Regions from separate parts of the Homo sapiens genome. Here all the other regions are linked to region 1. The links are chromatin loops, found by intact Hi-C in ENCODE. Cell type or tissue: CD14-positive monocyte. All regions are shown on one strand. Region 1 has its middle 7.8 kb from the start of LINC01366. Region 2 has its middle 4.9 kb from the start of FOXI1. Region 3 has its middle 6.8 kb from the start of C5orf58.

Region 1 (8,000 bases):
TTAAAATGCAGCTAAGACCCCCTACCTAGTGGAACTGATGCCTGCATTGAACAGGGGGGTGACCAACTGCCCTGGTTTTCTCAGGACTAAGGGGTTTCCAGGGACACAAGATATTTTGTGCTAAACAGAGATAATCCATAGCACAGAAAAGCCCTTGAACAGAGCACCAGACTCTCCTAACAACAATAATAATGCCAGTGGAGAGCCTGCATTATTTTAACCAAAGCTCTATACTGCTTTCAGATTTGTGGTCACTTGCATTTTACATTTTACAACATACATTGTCACAAATGACCCCCAATCCTTTGTGGCACTAAGGTCTGGTGACAGAAACAGTAAAGGGGTAATTAGTTACAGGTATCCAGTCCCTTTGGCTTTTATGTTTCCTTCCCCTGTCCCCCCACCCATCTGGGTCTTGTCCCCAGAGATCCATTGATGGAGAATATAAGAGCTGCCCTGCTGTTCACAGTCAGACAATGGACCATCTCCTAACACCCTCAAGGCAAGCCACCAAGAAAGGGTGAAGAAAGGCCTCATGATGAGGTCAAACCACAGGTAGCTCTGGGCCTATGTCAGAGCAATCCCTCCAGAAATTCATCCAGAGCCGGTGAAGGAGGGAACTTGGAGAGGAAGTATATCGGTTAAGTAAGAGTCCCTTTAAATATTCATCTCCATTTTGGTAATTACATCACTGCCTGGATGGGCTGGCAGAGTCCTGGGCGGCTAATGAGCTGACTGGAGACGATGGCAAGTTTGCCCTGGGTCCCAGAGTGGGGTCCCTGAGTAGGCACTGTTTCCCACACTCTGGTGTAATGCTCACTGCAGATCCGAGAAAACCACCCTTGTCATTGTGCCCAGGGCCTCAGATGACGAAATCAACTCAATTCTTAGTGGAATTCCAGCCCAGTGCCAAGCTGGAGCGTTCTGGGAAGGGCAAGAGGCAAGAGGCACTCCAGATGAGAATCCAGGCTTTGGGGTGACTTTACTTCATTTTTCTCCATCTGGCCTGCAAGCTTGCTCACGACAGAGAAGGCTTCTCTTGCTCCTTTTATGCACATGCCTGCTGCACCACCCCTGTCCAGGTTATCTCCCTGCCTGAAGAATGCCAATATCCTTCACTTTTGTATCATCCTCACATTCCTGTGAGCAAAGGAAAGGCAGGCCCCTTCACCTGTACAAGCCTCAATTTCTTTGTCTGTGATATGGTTGGAAAAAGAGCTTCCAGGTTGTATATATCCAGGTGAAGTGTAAATGAAGTAATGTACGGTCTCCCACCATATAATGACATTTCAGTCAACACTTGACCTCATATCCGAAGGTGGTGCAATAAGACTATACTACTGTATTTTCACTCTACCTTCTCTATGTTTGGCTGTGTTTAGATAGACGAATACTCACCGTTGTGTTACAGCCATCTGCAGTATTCAGGACAGTCCCATGCTGTGCAGGTTTGTAGCGCAGGAGCAACAGGCTGTACCAGAGAGCCCAGGTGTGTTGTCGAATATGCCATCTAGGTGTGCATACGTGCACTCTGTGATGTTCACACAACAGTGGATTCACCTAAGGACACATTTCTGAGAACGCATCCCTGCTGTTAAGTGATGCATGACTGTATGAGAATTTCATTCCTAATCGTAAATTGTTGCATGGGCATGCAGTGGCATACTGAGTGAGAGGCGGTGCCTTGTGGTGGTGAAGAGCCCAGTTTCCATACCTTCCAGCTATGTGATTTTACACAAACTGAACCTCATAAGCCTCAGTTTCCCCATCTGTAAAATGGGAATACTAAAGTTACCTACATCATATGATGTAGTTAATGAGAAATGTGTGTAAGGACCCACCATGTAATAAGGGCTTGGACCATGGTAGCTGTCATTATTGTCACTATTGTCATAAAGATGATCATGAATCCTACTAGAGGCATGAAGGAACACAGACCCGTGACAATCCCCTCCAAGGGGTTATATCCCAGAATCACCAGGAGTCTGGCATTCTTGCCCACAGCTCTACTCCCAAGATCCTCGTATCTCTGTCCCTGGAAGTGAGTCTGGGAGTTGGATGTCCTTGGACTACAGAGCTTCCCTGCAGGAGGGCAGAGGACTGGACACAAGTGGACTTGAGGAGTTCCCAGGCTCCTTTGCATCTGTGGCTTCAGCTCAGGTTGGGAAGGGTATGGGTTGTGTGTCTCCAAAGCGTCAATAAAGGACTTAATCACAGGACAAACCTCTATTAAGATCCTGCCATGTCAGTGGAAAAATGCTTGAGCTTGGCTCCATGCCTTCCATCAGGGAGCTCAGGCCTTCAAAATGGCTGCGAGGGGCCGGGTGTGGTGGCTCACGCCTGTAATCCTAGCACTTTGGGAGGCAGAGGCGGATGGATCACCTGAGGTCAAGAGTTTGAGACTAGCCTGGCCAACATGGTGAAACCCTGTCTCTACTAAAAATACAAAAATTAGCCGGGCATGGTGGTGGGTGCCTGTAATCCCAGTTACTTGGGAAGCTGAGGCAGGAGAATCACTTGAACCCAGGAGGCAGAGGTGGCAGTGAGCCGCGATCGTGCTACTGTACTCCAGCCTAAGCAACAGAGCAAAAACTCTGTCTCAAAACAACAACAACAAAATGGCTGGGAGGTAGAACAATGAGAGGCATTGGAGCCCCTCTCTAAAGCCCCCCACGGGACCCTCTGCAGTGGTGTCTGTCCCTTCCAGTTCTCGCTCTTTCCTGTCTCTTACCCATATGGATGGAAGGTCCGGAGATAAACAAAAATGTTGTCAGGACAAAGAAATTACTATCTCAACAGCTGGCACCTGCCTTCCTCTTCTGGAAGGAATTTTGTTTGTTGAGGGATGGATCATGCTGGTCACCTTGATAAACAACAGCTGTCGGAGGACACAGAAAGATGAAGAGGGCTTAGAAAGAGGAGAGGGAGGCTGGCCTCCAGTTATTGAAAAGAGCCAAAGGGCTTTTTAGCAATTTGCAGGTCTATTATTTGACTTGAAGTTGTTTGTGTGGCTACGAAGCAACCCCCTTTGTCTCCTCAGACCTCCTGTGAAGTCAGTTACACACAAGGGACTGGTCAGGTTTTTAAAAGTGAAAATTCAGAAGAGAGATTGAATGAAAATTCAGATGCTTTTGATGCAGAATGGACCAATACACAAAGGAAGCCAGTCAGCTAAACTGGCCTAGTTTAGGGAAGCAGGCACTCAGGGCTCCAGGTGACTGGGGAAACCCTACCCTACACATACTACCACCTGCCTTAACACACACACACACACACACACCCACACACACATACACCTATACAATAGCAGATAAATCAGCAAAAGAAGGGGTCCACTATTTGGTGTGAGGACATTCTGGCAAAATCCACTTGAGTTTTATAGGATAAGGCATCTTAGCTGACTTCCGGATTTTAAAAATAATAGATACTAACATCAACTTGCACACTATACTGTCCAAAGTGCTTTCCCATATTTTCCTCCCTTTTAATCCCAGCAATTTTAGTTTCCATTTTCCGACAAGGAGACTGCAGCCCTGAGAAGTCACACTGCTCACTCACAGTGACACAGGCCAGGGTCTGCTCCCCACTGCTGTGGGCATCTTTGCTGACTCAGCAGAGCTCAAGCATCTGGTTGCAATAGTTTTCTGATCTTTAGGATGCTAAATAGCTCCAAAAATACTTTAGGGTGATTTCCAGGAGGCTAAGCTAAGTCTGAAAATGGGGCTCCATCTCTGTCATGACCTACCCCTCACCCCCAACCAGGGCAGGAGCTGGGACAAACCCAACCCAAGGCCCAGCAAGGGGAGCAGAGTGTGTGCTTGGTCTGGCAGAGAAAGGATGGGAAGGAGGCTACCTCCAGCAGGGAGGTCTGCGGGGGATCACATGCGCCCAGACCCCAGAGATCTGCATGTGTACAGATGGGGGAATTTTGGGTTCAGAGCCAAGGACCTCAGAAGAGTGAGCATTTCAAAAGATCTCTGCTGGGGAGCCGGGACTGCCCTTGGGACCCACAGAAATGGACTATTTTTGACCAGGACTCACTCAATGCCACTTCCTCTTTCTTGATGGGGAGAAAGTCCTGCAGAGGTCACCCTGTGCCTAGGTTGGAGGTGTTTTCTGTGCTGCCCCCACTGCCTCACTAGAGGGAGCTCAAGCTCCCACTTCTACCATCAGCCCACCTGGCCAGGTGAGGTTTCCCTTCTGCCCCAGAGAGGATGTGGGTCAGGGGGCTTGGCAGAGGCAGCTCTCCCTCCCAGTGATGGGAGGTCTCAGTGAATTTTGGGAAATGTTTTCAGGAGTCACAGGCAGCAAAGGCTAGATTTGACTATAAAATGAGTGTTGTTTCTACTCATAGTTTGCAAGCTCTGCAAGCCTCACTCGGAACCTGATGGTCTATATCCCACCCTCAACCTGCTCCCCCATCCCCAGGTTCAGAGTTCTTCTCAGCAAGTTCTGCTAAGTACAGAGACCAGAGACCCAGACACAGGGATGGGAGTGGGGAGAGGCAGAGGGCATTCAACTGGGCCAAGGTCACCATAAGAAATATCCCCCTCTCTGGATAACCAGGATTTATTTCTGGACACTTCATACTATTCCGGCCTCCAACCCTCTGCTGGATTCCTTCTGCCCAGCCATGTGCTCAAGAACAATGATAAGAACGATCACCCCTCAAGGAGGCAGTATGAGTGGTGCTGAGACCTAATCTCCCCCAACTGGATGTGATTGTCATAAGACCAGAAACATTGTCTATCTTGTGTACCACAAAACCCTCAATGCCTAGAATAGCACCTGGCACACCGAGAGCATTAAATATTTTATGAGTAAACTAATGGCTCCGATCCTTACTGCTTCTTTAACCTTGGACCAGTTACCTCATCTCTTTGAGTCTCAATTCTTTCCTCTGTAAAATGGGACAAAAATATACTTACTAGACATGGTGGTGATGAGGATTACATGACAGAATCAGCTAAGGCATCCAGCACGGCATTTAGTTAGAAGTAAGCCTCAATAATAACAACTAAAATCTCATTAGGAATTCATCTGCGTCAGGGTGAGAGTGAGAGAACCTGTGCATATAATCTCATATAATCCTTCCAGGAGTGCGGTTCTATTATCATCTTATTTTTACAGTTGAGGACACTGAGGCACAGCGAAGTTCAGTGACGAGTTCCAAGTCCTTTTGCTGGTAAGTGGCCGTGGAACCCGATTCTTAAGCCCAGGCCATCTGACTCTGCAGCTTTGCTTTTACGCTCAGAAACTGCTTGCTTAGTAGAGTCCTCTTGGATCTGATACTCTGCAAATGACAATGCACTGTTTTGGTTGTCTCATGCAGAGAACAAGGCAAACCTCCAAATACCCTTTCTGTATCTGACAATTGCTTTTGGCATCTTTGATCCCAAGCACCCAAGAGGTGAGTTGCCCAAGGATCCAATGATCAATGGTCAGCTGTCTGATACGCTGTGGTGTAGAAGCAGAATGGGGTCAAAGGTTGTGCAGTCCACATTGGGGGCTCTCAGCCTGCAGAGCCCTCAGTAGCATCCAGTTCTCTGGTCAAGTACAAATACCGGTGCCCCTCCTTTTCCATTTTACAGAAGAGGAAACTAAGGCTCAGAGAGACAGTGACTTGCATCTTTAACGAGCACCCTGGGCCATTCTGACGCAAGTACCCCTCCTATCTTTGGAAATTAAAAAACAAAAGCAAAAACTAAAGATCTACCACATAGGCACTTACCCTAGGGTGATCTGTTTACTGGGAAGAGAGGGGACAGCCAGCCCTGTTTTGGCTTTTCAAGAAATAGGAAAATGCCAAAGAAACGTCAGTCTCCCATCCATGGCTGATTCCCCATTCCTCCTGCCTTCCGGCATTAGGGGACCACCCCCGTGGTCTGCCCTCTAAGGAGAGTGCTGAGTTGGCTCTGAGGCAGCAGCCAACCCTGCAGAGAACACGAAGCCTGGAAAAAGGGAAGGAGTGGAGACTCTGAGCTCCTCCCTGCGTCCTCCCTTCTCTACCTCCCTTCCCTTCCACTGGAAAAAAAGAAAATTGCCAAGTAATTGCTCCTCAACAACCCCTGCTGGTCCTCAGTCATTTCTTTCTTGCTGAGATTATAATTAGGGATCAGTACATTTAAATGGGAAATCCGTGAGCAGCACAGAGCCTTCGTTTGTCAAATGCTGTTTCTTGCACCCTGCAAATGGTGCTCAGAGTCAGCTGTGGGCAGCGGTTATGAGGTGAGGTCCCCTAGTGAGGAGGGGTGGTTAAGTCAGAGAGCACAGCCCCTTGACTCTTGGCAAGGGTACAGGAGCACCAGCAACATGGATGAGCATTTACTCTGTGCCAGAGCCTGGGCCAGGTACTCTCTAAACCTGATTTTACCACATCTACACTTGGAGGTAAGCGCTAGTTTTATTCCCATTTTATAGAAGAGGACACTAAGGCCCAGAATGACAGTGACTTGCCCCAGGCCACACTATGGGGACTTGAAGCCCCATGTGACTGAGCTCTAAGCCTCTCTCTTTTATCCTAAAATCTGACTGCTTTCCCAATGGAGCAGAGGTCTAGGTCCCAGACCTGAATAAATTCCAGGTTTTTGTCTCTTTTCCTTCCCCACTAACATCTGGATGTAGTCACACCTGGCTTGGGCCTGTATTCTCCCTCATGTGCCCGGGATGCACAGGTCAAGGCAAGTCTGGTAGGGCCGGGAGAGAGGAAGAGAATCCTGCCCTTCCTCTTCGCTGTGGCTTCTCCCTGGACTAATAAGATTGCCCTCCTACGCTGGGTCCTCAAAACATGCTCTCTGAGCAGGTAGGACCCACAACATCCTCTGTATTTTAGAGAAGAGGAAACAGAGGCCTCAAAGAGATGAAGTGACTTCACCCAAGGTTCCTCGGCCAACTATTGGCCGAGAGAGTCAGGACTTGGGTGCGGGAACTCTTGACACCCTCATCCCCACATGTAGGGCTGGGCTCCCTCTGCAGGGAACAGGTCTATGGAAATGGAAAACAAAAACATCAACAGGTGGGAGAAGGAGATGAAGCAAAACTGTTTTGGGCACCTATATGGTTGCTAAAGCGAAAAGGCTTTGGAGTCACTCTGGCAGTATTAAGTTTTGTCTTGGCTTTTCTAAGCATCATTTAAAACGTGAGGCTGTTTGTGGTCCTCACCTGGTGGGGAAGACGTGAGGACCCACCGGGATCACAAATGTAAAATGAGGACCCAGTGCACTGTTCAATACATGTGAGTTATGAGCAGTTGCCATTGCTAGTTGTGTTACTTAATAGCATATTGATATGAGTGAGTCTTATAATAACATTGTGAGATATTGGTATGTCCATGTTCCAGATGGGAAAACCAAGGCTCAGAGAGAAGAAACCTGATTTAGACACACATCTTGTAAGTGGCAGATCCAGGTTTCAGGATTCTGAGTGGCACCCAGACAGATCAACCCATAACCTCAGTCTCCAGGACAAGCATCAAGTGCCTTGACCACTGCACCTCTCAACCATCCTGCACCCCAGAAAAGTGCACAAGGTACAAGAAATCCTTCAGGTCAAGGACAAAGGCCCAGTGAAGTGACTCTCATTTTTCTGGAACCTTCTTCTGTTGCCAGTCACCTGCTGCTGGGGCCCTTTTAGCAAGTGGTAGATAAAGAAAAATCCCTAAAAATAAAGTATAATTTAAAAAAACCTTTTTTTTTTATTTTTTATTTTTGGAGACAGAGTCTCACTCTGTCACCCAGGCTGGAGTGCAATGGCACAGTCTTGGCTCACTGCAACCTCCGCCTCCTGGGTTCAAGCGATTCTCCTGCTTCAGCCTCTAGAGTAGCTGGGATTACAGACGCGTGCCACCATGCCTGGCTAATTTTTGTATTTTTAGTAGAGACAGGGTTTCACCATGTTGGCCTGTCTGGTGTCGAACTCCTGACCTCAGATGATCTGCCACCCTCAGCCTCCCAGAGTGCTGCAATTACAGGCATGAGCCACCACACCCAGCCTAATGAAGA
Region 2 (8,000 bases), 240 kb after region 1:
TCTGGTGGGGTTCAAGGGGGCAACCAGTCATAGGCACCGCAGCCTCCCCCAACACACACATACACGCACACACGCGTACGCGCACACGCACACACGCGCACACGCACACGCGCACGCCCACACACGCGCACACGCCCACGCACGCACGCGCACACACGCACGCACACACACACGCATATGCATACATGCTGCAGACGGGCAGAGAACCTGAGAATTTGCCTGGAGAGCAGCAAGGCTCTTAAAAATAATAGCAAAAGGGGAAAATGGGGAATCAGTCTTCAGGGAAAAGTGAGAGAACTTGAACAATTCAAGTTTCTTTCCAGCTGCAGGGCAAGCAGGCTCCCAGCTCCTCTCTGATCCAAAGACCTTTCATGTTTCAGCTCGCAGAGGCCCCTGGCATGGAGGCAGCCAGGGCACGAGGAGAGCGCCCGACTCACCATGCCCCAGGCGTCCTCTCTCTCTCTCCCTCAGGCTCCAGAAGCAGGAGCTGCAGCCCCTGCTGGCTTCTCCCTGTGGCTCAGCCAGCTCCTCTCCTATCTGGGCTCCATCCTCCATCTTGTCCCAGCCTCCCCTGGTGCCCCAGGTCAGGCCCTCAGCTTGGGCCATGGGTGGTGGTCTCCCTACTCAGAGGGTAGGCGCTGGCCCCTGACCAGGTTCTGGTAGCAGCTGAGACTTCTCTCTGTGATGAAGCAGATGGGAGAAAAGTTGGGGTCAGCCCCTCTGGTCACCACCTCGCTCCCGCTTGCCTCCTTCTTCTTCCCATCCAGCTTCCTCCCACTTCCTGCATGCCCTACTTTCTTTGAGGCAAGAGAAAGAGGTCACTGACTGTCCCAACTGGAGAGGATGCTCCCCAAAGAATTCTTCCCCTCTCTGCTCCTCTTTCATGGTTATGTGGGGACACATGTGGCAAACATGAATGAGACTGAATAAACTTCATTTTCAGCATATTGGTGCCCAGAGGATGAGTTCCAGGTAACTGGGTAGGAGTGGTCATGTTAGGCCCAGAGGAACCTGTCCCCACCATAAAACAGTGATGAAATGTGACTCTCTGAAAGGCTCTGGCTGTCCAGATGAGGCTTAGAGTAAGGCACACTTTGCAGAGCCAAGCCAGAGGCAGAATTTTTGTTTGGTACAGTTTCTCTATGAGGAGGCCTGGCTTGCTGAAGGTGGAGCCCTGACTTTTCAAAGAGCAGTCACATTGGAGTCCCCTAGTACAGACTCAAAGCCTTACAATTAACCTAGCAATTTCACTTCTCAAAGCTTATCTTACAAAATTCAACAGAGCAAAGAATTAGCCACAGGGATGCCCACCACAGCATTGTTTATAGCGGTGAAAAATTGTAACTAATCTAAATGCCCAACAGTAGGGGATTGGCTAAATAGTGTATCATCCAAATGATGTAATATTATGCAACTATGAAAAATAGATTCTGGAAAAATAACTAATGATATGAAAAGATGTTTATGTTCTCATGATATTATTTGGAGAAACAGGTTGCAAAATGCCATGAGATTTTTTTTTAGTACAAATATGTATTTATAATTGTATATGAAATCTAGAAACATAAATATCAAACTGCCAATTATTATTTCTGGATGAAGAATTGGATGCAATTTTTGTTGTTGTTTTTCCGTAGTTTCTGATTTAAATGATTAGAGAAAGGCAAGCACACAGGTGACTTGCTTTTGGGGTTAAATTTGAAAGGCTAAAAACAGATAATATAGCAGAGACGTAGCAAACACAGGCTCTGAGATCAGGAGGACCTGGCTGCAAATCCCAACCTTGGTATTGCAAATCCCAACCTTGGGATCACTGCAGGCCCTGACAAGTGATCTAGCTTTTCTCAGCCTCAGTGTTTTCTGGTGAAAAAGGGAACGATGCCAGTACTTAACTCACGAAGTTGCAGTGAGCATTCAGTGAGGTAGTCAGTGTAATCAATGTCAATCATTTCACATGGCACATACAGGCTCACTCAATAAATATTAGTTATTATAGATTATAGTCAGTATACATTTGCTGTGTACAATCAAGCACACCTATGTTTGCTACACTGAGAGTTAATCGCATGCAGCATGCAGCAGGGATGTGACAGGGATTATGATGCAAAAACAGAGGGAGAAATATTCAGCGTAGACACCGATTCTATAACCAGACTCTACATTTACAGATGACAATCAGAGAGGGCCCAGAGTCACACAAGTTCATGGCTGGGTCAGGACCCACTCTGCCCCACTTTGGCGTCTCCTGCTTTAGCGGCATTTTCTGAGGAATGCTGAACTGGGTCTCCCTAGCTGCATGTGGACCCTAGTTCCTTTCCCCCAGTAGATCAGAGAAAGCCTGGCCTGTCTTAGGAGGCCTTATTCACCGGGAGCCTCTGGCACCCAGAGCCCAGTAGCTGGGGATCACAGCTTCTCTGCACTTGGTCACAAGGTTAAACCTTCGGGCCAGGGTGTCCAAAGCATCCCAGAGGACCCTTCATTCCAGATTTGTAGGAACACTGGCTATAGCCCTTGGGGTGGACAACAGGAGCTAGCTGTTCCCACCCCGCAGTGAGGTTTGAGAGTTATGGTCCTGCAGCCCGCCTTGACCATCCTAGGGCCTCCGGGAAAAGAATCAAATGTCTCTAACAACTAGGGTCATTTTGTGAATGAAATTATTTTAAACTTTTTGAAATTTCTAGAAGTGAAAATTCAAACCTGAGAAGATGCGCTCTGCCCAGCTTCAGGGAAATAATAATAGAATAATAAATAAAAAATAAGAGTAAGAGTTGGGTGTGTGAGGGCCTGAGCCTGCCTAGGGAATGCTTGGGATGCAGTTTGCATACTACAGTCCAGAGGGAGGCCTTCTTGGACATGAAAGACCATATATTCTGTATATTCTGAACCCCAAATTGTGACATTTGGGACAAAGCAGTAAAACATGGAACACGTGGGCCTGAGGATTGCATAGAACTGGGTTCAAATCCCAGCTTCGCTCTTTGGTAGCCTTGTGATCTTGGCCAAGTTTCTTAATCTTACAAGGCCTCCGTTTGTTTATCAATAAAGTGAGGATGAAACTAGAATCCGTCTCATGTGGATTTGGAAGGAAAAAGTAATATAAATGTGTAAGTAAAATGTGGAGCCCATGATCTGCAAAAGCTGCAGATCATGAGGATGATGATGAATGCAAGGGTACCTGAGGCCAGATATTGACACGGGAGAGGGTTCTGGGCAGGAGGCCTGGCATCATAGCCTCCTCCAAGCAACGTTCAACCATTTGCTTTCCCCTTGGGAAAATCCTGCCATCTGGGAGCCATGCCCCCGAGGACATGTCCCAGCAGTCAGCTGTGGATATTGCTGGGTCCAGAAGCCAATGCTGACTCAAGTCCTGCAGAAAGGGTAACTGTACACAGGCCCCCAGCCTGACTGTGATCAACCAGCACTGCCACTTCTGGCCTTGACTTTCAAGGGTGGAGAATCATACTCTTTTAGAAGTCAGATCTCAGTTCACCTGTCTGGTAGGAGGTGATGTGCATTTTCACAAACATGAACTCATGTAGGACCACAGTGTGGTAAGGATTCAGTTTCCCTGTTGAACTTTGAGGAAGCAGGTACAGAGAGGATGACCAGCCACCGAGATGAAGGAGGCAGGTGGGAGCCAGCCTGGCTGCTGCTCCACTGTGGCTGGAACTGTATCACGCAGGCAGTGCCAGGAGCAAGGAGCTCCGGCCCTGGAACCAAACTTTCTGGGTCTCGACCCTGTCTCTACTCCTTAGGCACTGTCATACCTTAGACAGCAACCATTTGTTTTGGACCTTAGTTTTCTCATCGGTAAAACCAAGTACTTCCTGGTGCTGCTCTGGGCGCTTCATGTCAGGCTTTACTGTACAGTATCGTACCTGCTCAATACAGTTAGCTCTCATTAGGGACTCGGGAGTCCGAGGTGATGGGAGATGCTGGTGGTTCACCAGCTGGGGCTACAACATCCCCAGCTCTTGGACCCTACATACCTCCCCCAAATTCACATTTGATTAGAGGCTTGGCTTCATGGATTCTTTCCCCCCTCTCCACATAATACACAAATAGTTTCTAAGTTCCAGGATTCCCAGGAGCCTAGCACAGTACAAAGTTGTCTGAGGCGGGGAATCAGGGGATTAGGGACCAGTTGGCCTCTAGCTTAACTCTCTGCACCAGGTTCCTAACCTGTAAAATGGGGATAAAAATTGCAGTACTACCTACTATCTATGATGGCTCTCTGTGAGCGGCAATGAGCCCTCGTCTGTCCTGCCTGGGCAACAGGGTTCACGAGAGTCATGTCTTGGGGTATTTGGGGCTGACATGGGGATGGCTTCTTCATGCTGAGCATGGGCTTTGTGGAAGTCTGGCTGGCTGAGGCATTAGCCAGGCTGAAGGTGGTCTTGGTGCTCTGCGGCTTTTTGGCTTCTGATGTGCTTGTCTGAAGAAATGTAGATCAATACCCCCCTCTGGCGGCCGTCTCTTTAAAAGCGGGAAGTAGATTGCAGGGCTTGGGTGAAATTTCAGGGCAGGCAAGAGTCTTCTCTCGGTTCCTTTAAGGACAGGAGACAGAGAGATTTCAGTGTCAGGTTCCCGGGAGAAACAGTCGCTTAGAGAAAAAGACCTTACTCCTGCTGCAGTGGGAATAGTGAGAGCTGGGTTGGGAATGGGGAAAGGTGTCTTAGAAGGCAGCCCAGCAGCAGGCAGACTGACCTGAGTCAGAATCAGACTCCTCCAGCTGTATTTTCTGAGTGCCTTGATGTTTAATCTCTGAGTCTGTTTGCGCTTATGGAAAACAGCTGCTGCAGGGACTGGATGAGGTACTATAGGAAATGCTTCTGAAACCATGCACGGCTGTAATTCATTCCTTCATTTATTCAGCAAATACCAGGCTGTCTTCCCAGTACCAGTTCTGGGCTGGTGTTCAGGAGACAGTGACAGCCACACAAGCTGAGGCTCCCTTTGCTTGTGGTGTTTGCCATCTCTGTGTGGTACCTGAAGTTTTGGTGTACCATACTTAAAAGTTCTCATGGGCTTTCTTGCTCTGTTTCTGATTTTTACTTAGTGAAATTGTTTTAAAGATAGATTCCTTATAAGTTCTGGAAATGGATCATCAGTCGTCAGGATCACTTGCTATAAATAAAATAAGAAGTTAGTATTTATTTAGTGCTTACAGTGTCACGGGCACAGCCTGAGTACCTTACCTGTGTTATCTCATTCAGCCCCCACAGCAACCCTAGGAGGCCCGGATTGTAATTGTCCCCATTTCATAGATGAGGACACTGAGGTGGCATCAGTTGTCTGCTGAAGGCTCTGGCCTGAGTGTGCTCACTCTGCTCAAACATGAGGTCAGCAAGTATTAGCAAGGTGCCAAAACACTCTGACCAAGAACCGAGACTTTCTTTTTGGAGAAGGCAAAAGGATTGAAACAAAATTGGAAAAGAAGAGATGTTCTGATCATGAGAGTGGTAGGTAGAGTAATGAGCCCCTCCCTCTCCAAAGACTTCAGTCCAAATCCCCAGAATCTGCCAATAGGTCATCTTCCAAGGTAAAAGACACTTTACAGAAGTGATTAAATCCATGACCAGTTGGAGAGGTTATTCTGCATTATCCAAGTGGGCCCAATGTCATCATAACTCTCCTTATTAGAGGGAAACAGAGGGAGATTTAATGACAGACAATGAGCTGTAAGAGAGAAAGCTGATGAGTGATGTGGCCACAAGCCAAGGAAAGCTGAATGCCTTATAGCCTTTAGGAGTCAGAAGAGCCAAGGAAACAGATTCTTCCCAGAACCTTCAGAAACAGCAAGCCCTGCCAACACCTTGATTTTCACCTCATCTTATTTTAAACTTCTGAACTCAAGAACAGTAAGAGAATACATCTGTCTTGTTTTAAGCCACTCAATTAGTGGTAATTTGTTACAGCAGCCATAAGTAACTAATACAGTGGGATTCAATGTTGTGTGTGGCTGTGATTCCATGCCCTAAAGGTCCCCTCCCACACCACCAGTGGCCTTCATCCTATACCTAGAGAAGGTGTCTGCTCCATAAAGAGCTCCTCCTCCCTCCCCTCTTCCCCCTCCCTCTCCCCGCTCTGGGTGAAGAATGCTGGCTGGGGACAGTGTCTCTAGGCCGGGCACCATTACTTTGTCCTCAACTCACGAAGGCTTTGGTGGGCTGTGGTGCCCCTCTGGGTCTCAGTTTCTTTGTCTGGCAAATGGGAGGCAGAGCTGAGTGGTTTTGAAGGACCTGCCCAGCAGGCCCCGCCTTTGGAGCTTATTAAAACACACTCTCCTGGACCCAGGCCTCCAAGATTCTGACTTGTGAGGCCCAGGTGAGGCCTGACAGGGGCTCCAATGCATAGCCAGCTTAGAAACCAAGTGATATGGGGATCCAGGTTCTGTCCCCAGAGTTATCCCTTGGAAACATGCCGCTTGATTGCCTTCTCCTCAGAGCCTGCAGCGGGAAGTCCCTGTTCCACCACTTCCGAGCTGTGTGACTTGGGAGAAGTGTCTGTGCCCATTCTGTGCCTGTGTCCTCACCTATAAATTGGGAAGAACGACAGTCTATACTTCAGAGGGTGGTTGTGAGCTTTCAGAAGGTGTTAAGTGTAGCTTGCTAATGACAGTGTCTGGCACACAGTAGGTGCTCATAGGTGCTGCCTGTCAATGTGCCAGCTTCTCCGCATGGCATTCCAGACCCTTATGCACTAAGACCCAGCTGGACCTCTCCTATCAGTCTCCCATCCACCCTCTGCACCCCCCAGGTCGTGGCTGCGTGAACTTCTCCCTGGTGCTCCGGTCCCTGCCTGGCCCCTTGCAGGACATCCTTTGTCAGGAGTGCCCTGCCCCCTCCGCTTCCTGGAGGACTCTCGCTTATCTTCAATGCCTGCTGAAACGCCACTTCCCCAAAAGCCTTCCTCCTGGTTTCCAGGCCACTCTCCGCATTTCCTCCCTACTCTGAACACCCTTCGGGCCTGTAGTGGGTTTCATTTTGCTGCTATCATCAGTTTCTTGCCTGACTTCACAACTAGATCTGGAGTAACCCTGAGGGCAGAGGCAATATTTTCTCCCAGGCTTTGGACAATGCTAGGAGCAAATTTTAAGTTCTTAGTTCATTTGTGAGGGAGGGAAACGGCTGTGTGCTGTTCTCTTCACTTTGCTTTGTCCTGTGGAAATCAGGACCACAGTGGTGGCTATCTCATGGGTCTCTATTCACTGGACGTGGGAGGCCATCTCTGTGAACCACAGTCGACTGCGCTGCCCCATGTCCAGCTGGGTGGATTTCCGTGTGACCAGCCCTGTAGGCAGTTCCCAAGATCATAGGAATCACACCTATTCACTTGTAAATGTGCTCAAAGTTGAACGCCAAGCAGGGACAATTCATAGAAGCCGATTGATTTTTCCAAATGTTCATTGGTTTGCACTTTTTGTAATTACTGTTAGATTTTCTACACATTTAACACCAAATATGCTTTCTATTTTTAATTTTAAACTTTTAAAGATCAAAATGAATTTTGGAGGTCTGTCATAGGGGCATGCATTTCATAAAATCTACTTTTCCCAATTTCATAAACAGTCATAAAATAACTGTGTATGCAACTCTCAAGGATTTTCTCACCAGAAACATAAAGAGTGCAATCTAAGAAAAACAACATGGTTAAATGTGCTAACTATAAGGGTTTGAGTTATTAACCCTTACTATTATATGGGTTAATTATTATAAACTTCTAAGCATATGATATTTGATAAACCATGATTAAAGTCTTCCAGAATAGTACCTGCTCTGTGTATTGGGTGGGTTTCAACTCTTGCCTTTCCTGTGCTCTGTCCTGACTCTCAGCGAACAGAAGCCCACACTAAACTCCCTGCCTCACGCCCTCAAAGGGGACGGTTTCCTTTACTGCCAATCCCTCTATTCTTCACCTAACCTGCACTCTGCCTTCTAAAATCTACCTCTGGCAAGAATCCTCTGGAGAGAAAATTTGGCTTTGGAACTGGTTTCTTC
Region 3 (8,000 bases), 110 kb after region 1:
GAAAAAGGTGCTGCAGACCAGCAAGGTGATCAAGCGTTTTATGGAGTTGAGTGTGTGCACCTCGGCTAATTTTATTACAGATTCTTGACATAAAGTCTTCATTTCCAGGAAAACAAATTGAGTAAATTATCTTACTTCTTCCACTAGATCTCAGGGTTCCCATTTTCCTCCTGTCTGTTCATTATCAATTAAGAGTGCTGGCCTCTGTGTCTAGGGACCAGCTCCCTGCTGGAGCATCAACTCCCTCCTGAACCTGACTTTGTACAACCCTGTGTGCACTAATTTGGGAGGCAGCAACATAAGCATGTGTTGGATCATTACCTGGGGAGCATGACCAGCATTTGAAAGATTAAGCAGATTCCTGTGTACCCGAACAACTATTGCGTTCACCAAAGCCAATCACTTAAAGGAAGCAAGAAGCAAGCTGACTTCTGCTACCCTGGTGTGAACTAAAAGCTTCAGTGTCTGCCCACTGTCTTCTTCGAGTAGCTGATGTTACATTATCCAGAGTCATTTTTTTTTCTTTAGGAGAAACACTTCTGAAATATAGAAGGATGTTATTAATGAACATCCATATTGCTCCTACGTTAACTGAAGCATTTTCACTTCTAATTAAGAAATTACAGTTCTGTATCAATATTTCCCTCTGAACAGGGTCATGAGATGTAATATAGGACACCCAGTTAAATTTGAGTTCCAGAGAAACAACAGATTTTTTTTTTAGTATAAGTATGTCCTGAATGTTATATGGCCCCCACTTATACTCAAAATGTATTCGTTGTTGATCTGAGATTCAAATTTAATGGGAAATCCTGTATTTTTATTTGATAATCTGGCAACTCTCTACCCAAAACACTTCAACCCTGAAGAAAGAAAAGCAAACAGTGTGAAACCTTGTAGATTCAGTAGATACGAAAGCCAAGAGAATGTTGAAGTTTTCCACCGTGATGTCCAAAATAATAAAACAGATAAACTTACTGTGCCAGAATCTGGCTCTCCTCCTCCGTCAGCATCCCTGGAATGCAAGAGAGAAGCTAGGTTTTTGAGACAGCAGATGGAAGGAAGCTGACAATATTCAACATGGCACTGTGTTTTGACAGTTGCTTGCTATGCCTTTTTGTCTGAAAACTCTTTGTGCTTGGCTTTTTAGAAGATGCCTTCATCCGGCAAGGCATATTCATGACACAATTTGTGTTAATTTCCAGAGATCCACCAATCAGAGAATACCTGTCTGTTCCAAAATAAAATATGTTTCTAATTCTCTCATGTCAGGCATCCATTCCCCCACAATACCTCCTCTGATTATTAAAGACATAGATCCTGGTGGATGTCATTTCCCTCTGGGCATTGCCCCACACCCCCACACTGTGCCCTCATCAGCATCCAGGCAATGAAGAATGAGCGTCTTTATCAAAAGACGTATTGTGTTCATGAAGTCAATTCCTATAGAATATAAGGGTGTACTCACGTTTTGTTATGAAAAAAAAGAATGCATATGTGCATAAGAGCAAATTTGGAAGCGTATCTACGAAAATGTTTACAAGGATTATTAACATTAATGATAATGAGATTTATTTCTTCGTGATTATTTATTTAGCCTAGTCATAATTTTAACCCCTGTCAGGTGATTTCTCAGCATGATACATCAATCACTTTAAAGCACAGCGTCTCAGACTCTGCAGTGCACAACTTAGGGAGCTTGTGAAAATGCAGATTCTGGGGCCCACCTCAAAGACTCAGCTTTAGTGAATCTAAGGTGAGGCTCCCTGAATCTGCATTTGTAATCCCCTGCCCTCCCGACTCCTTCTATTTTAACCTAGGAAGTCTTTGGATCATGTTTGAGAAACACTGGCTGGCAGCTTACGAGGATACGAAGACTCAATGTCTATATTCTCTAAAGTGAGAAGAAGGAGATGGGCATCCCAGCTTCAAGTTCTTTCTAATTTAGGTCTTTGTTTCTTCTATTTCCTAGTAATTTGTTTTATTTTTATATTTATTTATTTATTTATTTGAGACAGAGTCTTGCTCTGTTGCCCAGGCTGGCGTGCAGTGGTGCAATCTCGGCTCACTGCAACCTCAGCCTCCTGTGTTCAAGCAATTCTGCCTCAGCCTCCTGAGTAGCTGGCATTACAGGCATGCTCCACCACGCCCACCTAAGTTTTGTATTTTTAGTAGAGACAGGGTTTCACCATGTTGGCCAGGCTGGTCTCAAACTCCTGACCTCAGGTGATTCTCCTGCCTCAGCCTCCCAAAGTGCTAGGATTACAGGCGTGAGCCACCACACCTGGCTGTATTTTATTTTTTGATCTCTAGTTTCACTTGCAACCATAATGGAAAGTCTAATGCTAACATCTGAGATGTTAGATGATTTGTAAAATATTTATGTTTTTATATGTAAATTTCCATACTCAAAAACCCCCTGTACTCCTGCCTCTACTCCCACTGCCCTGGTCCTGCCCTGTGTTACAATAATGTCCTTCCTGTCTGCTCCCACCACCTACCATCTTTGTCCCTAAGAGCCACTGTATATGCTCCAGCCTCTAGTGGGATGAGCTTTTTAAAATGTAAATGGAATTGTGTCTTTCCCCTGCTTTAAAGCCTCCCAGGGGTTTCCCTTAATGGAATAAACACTACACTCCTGACCCTGGTCCGTAAGGCCCCACAGCTCCAGTCTCCCTTCCCCTCACTCTCCTCTCAGGCCTGGCACAGGCCAGCGGTTGTTTGGAACCTGTTTCCTTCTGAGCTTGCCATGTTGGCTCCTTGTTTTGCTTTAGGGTTCAGAGAGGCCTTACTCTGATATCGCCCCATCCTCTCTCCCAGCCCCTTCTGTGTTTCCATGCAGTACTTGATATAATTTGTTATGCTTTATTTATGTTTCTGTTTACTTTTTGTTTTGGTTTTGACCTGTCTCTTTCACTGTAATATAGTTCCTGTCAAGGGCAGGAACCAAGGGTCTAGTTCACTGTTATCAACGCTGTGTCTAACACAATTCCTGGCACATGGTAAATGCTCCATACAACCTTGTTCAGTAGCTGAATGAATGCAGTGGTCCCTGCTATAGTGGTATCCTGGACAGTTGGAGACACCCAGATGCAAATTACCCCCAGATGCCCTGATGGACTCAACAAAGCTCTGAGGGCAGAAGTCACACCTGCATGCCTTCTAGGTCCTCTGAGAGAAGGACAGACAGCCCCCATGGTGGCCAGGGAGAATGTGGGGGAGTGACAGCAGTCTAAACTAAAGGCATTCTCCTTTCATTCCATCTGCTTTCTGATTCTGTGGCACAGACCAGAGATCCAATAGAGCAGTGGCAAGCCGATTCAGTACTGTTCCAGAAGGCCATTGCAGGCCTGGAAGCTTCCACACAGCCTCATGTGGGAGGGATTACCCAACCCCGGTTTCTGATAAAAGAACTATCTCAGCTGTGGATCATCATTTGAATAAAAATCAAATGACTTAGGATCTGTCCAAAATGAAGAATGTTTTAATACTTTGTGTGTAAAAACACTGATATTTTGCTTCTTTTTTATTAAACAGATTTTATTATTTTTCAGAATCTTGTCAGCATAATCATTTTATGGGTGGATGAAATATTCAGCCCTGCTGCTGCAGGAGTTCTTTCACAGCAATTACCTTGTGGCACTTTTGCTGTAATTAGGTTTTCGCCTAGGATTTTTCCCTGGGTCTGGGTAATAAATGAAATATGACCAGAATTTAAATTTGTCAATTACAAGCAAGTGTAGTGCGTAAACACACAACAGAGCCATGAATTCCAAACCACAGGCTGTTGCTGGGGGCCAGATGCTCGGAAAATTAAAATGGAAATAAAACTACTGACTGGAAAACGAAAAGTGGCCCCCAAAGAAAGCAAATCTCCCCTAACACTCATGCGTGATTCTACCCAACTGTGCGAGCTCTTGACTACAAATTCTTAAGCGTGAAACTGGCAACTCAAGAAACAAGCAGGGATTTGCATTAAAACCGTCTACGCAGGGCTCTGATCTCCTGCCTTATGAACTCCTGTTTCTTGAGGCCAGATCAAACAGTTTTTGGACATAGTGGGCCAGGGTTCCATGATGGTGATGTTCTCTCCAAGCTGCTCAAGGACTGCCAGAGATTTGGGCACAGGATCGGCTATCTTTCAGCAGCTGCTGTTTTCGCTGACCTGACTTCAGTAATTGCTCCTATGGGGCCCTCTGCTGGCCATCTTTTGCAGAAAGGGAAATCTTAGGGATCTGCACTGTTGGAGACTTTGACAAATAATGTTTCATTAAAACAACCACCAAACAAAAACACACTTTTTTTTAACTTTCATATATAAGAAGCCCTAGACAAGGGAAAAGGAAGTCACAATTTTATAAACTTCCCAAGTGCCATGCATTTAATATTCATACAACAAACCTTTCTTGAGCATCTGTTGTGTATCAGACACCATGCTAAGTTTGAGGCATGTAGGGGTGAGCCATGGAGCTCATGGTCTGGTGAAGGAGACAGACTGGAATCCACACATCACACAAATGCATATTAAGTGAGGATTCAATTAGAAGCTATCAAGGAAGGAAGGATGTCCCAGTGGGGACGGTGACACGGCTGGGGCAGCTTTCAGGGAGGGCTTCCCTGGAAAGGGAACATTTGGGCTGAGATGAGAAGGAGAAACGAGCATGATAGGCAGAGGGAACAGCATATTTCAGGCCCTCATGTCAGGAGGCATCCTGGCAGATGGGAGAGCTTGAAAGAATGTCAGCAAGGCGGGGATGCAGGGAGTGAGGGGGAACCCAGGGTGAGATGAGGCTGGAGAGGGAGCAGGGGCCAACCATGCTATGCAGAGGGTTACATTCTCTCTCCTGATGCCTGTAGGAAGCCACTGAAGGGTGTTAAGCAGGTGACGAATGGGAGGTAGTGGGTGGTATGCTCATAATTGGAGTTTAAAAAGGTGATCCTGGCTTCACAATGGAGAACAGATTGGACAGGAGGAAAGAATAGATATGAGAAGTCCAGTTGGGAGTGTATTGCAGTCATCCATGGGGAAGATGATGGGGCCTTGTTTAACATGTTGGCAGAAGAGATGGAAATGACATTACAGAAATGTTTAGAAGTAGAATCAGCACAGACTCCGTGATAGGTGACACCTGGTGATGGAAGAATGGGATGCTAAGCATGGCCTATATGATCTCATTTAATTGTGAGAGCCTTGGAAACAATTCATATTCCCATTGTATGCCTGAGGAAATTGAGACTCAGAAAGACTCAGGGTTGGACTCCAGATTACTCAGCTGGGAAATGGCTGGGCCTTATGCCTTATAAACCAAAAAGTATCTGAGACAGATCTCAATCAGTTCAGAGGTTTATTTTGCCAAGGTTGAGAACACAATGGGGAAAAAGAGACACAAGCCACAGTCGGATCTGTGGCCCTATTTCTTCCAAAGAGAATTTTGAGGGCTTTGATATTTAAAGGGGAAAATGGGTAGGATGAGAAAGGGGAAAGAGAAAATAAAGGGAGGATATGGTCACATTCCACACGTTGTAGTGAAAAGGAGGGGGTAGAGGAAATAGTCAATTATATGTTTGTCTCATGCTCAGTAAATCTGCACTTTACATAAGATAAAGTAAACATGGAGTAGAGGAAGCAGTCAATCAAATGCACATTTGTCTTGGGATGGGGAGTGGGGACAATTTCTAGTCTCCTCTTGTCCCATACCCATGAAGATAAGCTGTTGATTTACATTGTCAGGGTGAGGAAGGCCTTCTGTGGAGACATGCAACCTTCTATCTGTAGCTATCAGTTTAGAAACAAAAGCAAAGGCAGGTCTTTTTGTTTTTTGTTTTTGCTTTTGTTTTTTGTTTTTGTTTTTGTTTTGTTCATGACTCAGATTCCAGGATGAGCCCTTTCCCTTTGGCACAGTGAATTTGGGGCCCTGAGATCTTATTTTCCTCTCACAGCCTTCTATTCCTCCATATTGTTTCTAGGGTTGCATAGGACATTTGCTTAGAAACTCCTCTCCCTACATCTTGTTATCTATCCCCTCCATTCTTGAGACTACCTCGAATGGTTTGCCATGTTTGTTTTCCAATCTGCCTCTCCCACTAGACCGAGCTTGTTGAGGCCTGCAGTTGTGTCTAGTTTGCCTCTGTTCTGCAAGTGCTTAGTTCCGTGCCTGGCTCACAATGAGATTACTTGCTGAGTGATTGAGAAACTTTCACCAGTCTCCGAAAGAAGACAGACATTTAGAGGGCAGGGTGGTTTAAATTTTTCTCACTGGCCTAATTCTCTCTTGTACCCAGACCACAGTTTTGGGATTTAGGCCGGAATGCCCAAAAAGGACTTTTAAGAAGGAACTGGAAGTTTCTAGAAACCTAGTGTGGCCAAAACAAAACAAACAAACAAACAAACAAAAAACAGGCTTTAGAATCATGAGGCTCTGGATCTAAATCCTAGCTCCTCAATTAATGAGGTGTGCATCCTCGAGTTACTTATCCTCTGTAACTCTTCAGTGTCCTCATGCATAAAATGAGGATAATTTGAGTAGCTGTATTTAGTTAATAGGGCTGTTGGGAGGATTGCATTTGATCTGTGCAAAGGGCTTGGCACATTAATATATAAATTTCCTGTTTTTGTAGAAAAGAAGGATAAGAATGCTTATGGCTAGCCAAGAAAGTGGATGGGGCTGGGAATTTGTCTCCACTTGACCTTAAAGTTTCCCTCACTTACTGACTCCTCTTCTTGTGGTTTATTCTGGAAGGAGGAAAGAGGAAGTTGGCTCTCTGGGGGTCCTCAACAAGCTGACAGATGTCCCCTAAGGCAGCTTTCAACAGAGAGCTCTTTATTATTATTATTATTATTATTATTCTTTGTGATTTACAGTGTGTGTCTACGAGCCTCTGGGCACAATCATGGAGCAGGAATGGAACTAATAAATTGGATCTGTTTCCAGCTTAATTCATGGCTCTGACAAAATTAGAAATGGAGACAGATGGGAGAGCCTAAACACAAAAAGTGTCCCTAAGCCTAGGTTCTCAGGTGCACGAGACAGCAGGCAGAACACTCTCCGGCTAGAACTGCAGTTGGTGCAAGACAGATCACATAGATGGAGGAGAGGAGACTGTGGACACCCCAGAAAGCCACAAATCTTTCCATTCCAAAACTGTTTGACTTAGGGATCCAGGCCTCTGGGATAATATACGCATGGGTTCAAATCCCAGCTGCACTGCCTATTTCTATAAGCTCGAGCAAGTGGCTGAAGATCACACAGCTGGCTATTGCAGTACTGGCTTCAGATGCAAGTCTGATCCCAAACCTGTGGCTTTTAACCATTATATGTACTATGTTGTTTATGAACATAGTTTGTCATATTATGATTGCACAACTGTGAATTAATTCCTTCAAATCAATACATTGTATTCGGAAGGAACTCAAGAAATACATGCTGAAAGTTTTGCTTAGATTATTTTCCCCCTGAAATTCCCTTGCTCCCTCAATTCCCAACCACAAAACAATTATAATGATCACTGGAAAAAGCATTTTAGAGAAATGCGTCTTAAGATCTTCATGAATTACTAAATTCACAATGTAAAGATAGATATCCTGGCTGTCTCTCAACTCTTATTTTCTTCCAAAGCCATGAGCTCTCTGGGCAAACCCTCATGTCATGTATTAACTGCTGCCTGTTCTTTTCCATTATCCTAGGCCCACTTGTCACAAACTAACAGGATGTTGATTTCCCTAGTGGCTCCATAGGTGCTGCAGGGTCAAGTGGGGGTGAAATGGGAGAGTGGGCAGTGGTGGGGCTCCCTCCCTTCCCCCATCCCAAGGGCAGCAGGATTCAAATTCTCACGTCAGCCAGGTGCCAACTGGCCAGGCCACTCATTAACCTTTGGGGTGCTTTCCCATAGTCAAAGCCAGCACAAAGCCAGCAAATGCCAGGAGCCCGCCACAGTATTGCAAGTCCCCCAAGGGCCATTCCTCCACCAAGGCCAGGCCCCATCCTTGTTGGGTCACAAGC

What was found. Peaks named below come from ENCODE experiments on the same cell type or tissue, not always from the same donor. Only the 100,000 strongest peaks of a DNase experiment are listed, where the experiment ranks them.
Region 2: it touches region 1 in a loop (4-fold over the local background); 12 of 110 quality-filtered maps call a loop at or near these places.
Region 3: it touches region 1 in a loop (3.0-fold over the local background); 45 of 110 quality-filtered maps call a loop at or near these places.

What each region holds. Positions count from the first base shown.
Region 1 is chr5:170,335,194-170,343,193 of GRCh38, reverse strand. No RefSeq gene overlaps it. Among named protein-coding and RNA genes, the nearest start is that of LINC01366, 7.8 kb to the right of the region's middle. RefSeq lists an enhancer at 3,766-3,975. In CD14-positive monocyte, CTCF peaks have their summits at 3,954 and 4,153 (motif pointing right); DNase peaks (open chromatin) are centred at 663, 4,083, 5,633, 7,953 and 1 weaker place; H3K4me3 peaks cover 1,630 bases; H3K27ac peaks cover 4,196 bases.
Region 2 is chr5:170,097,009-170,105,008 of GRCh38, reverse strand. No RefSeq gene overlaps it. Among named protein-coding and RNA genes, the nearest start is that of FOXI1, 4.9 kb to the left of the region's middle. In CD14-positive monocyte, CTCF peaks have their summits at 4,200 and 4,402; DNase peaks (open chromatin) are centred at 4,458 and 6,898; H3K4me3 peaks cover 703 bases.
Region 3 is chr5:170,222,227-170,230,226 of GRCh38, reverse strand. No RefSeq gene overlaps it. Among named protein-coding and RNA genes, the nearest start is that of C5orf58, 6.8 kb to the left of the region's middle. In CD14-positive monocyte, CTCF peaks have their summits at 4,018 and 4,221 (motif pointing left); a DNase peak (open chromatin) is centred at 4,166.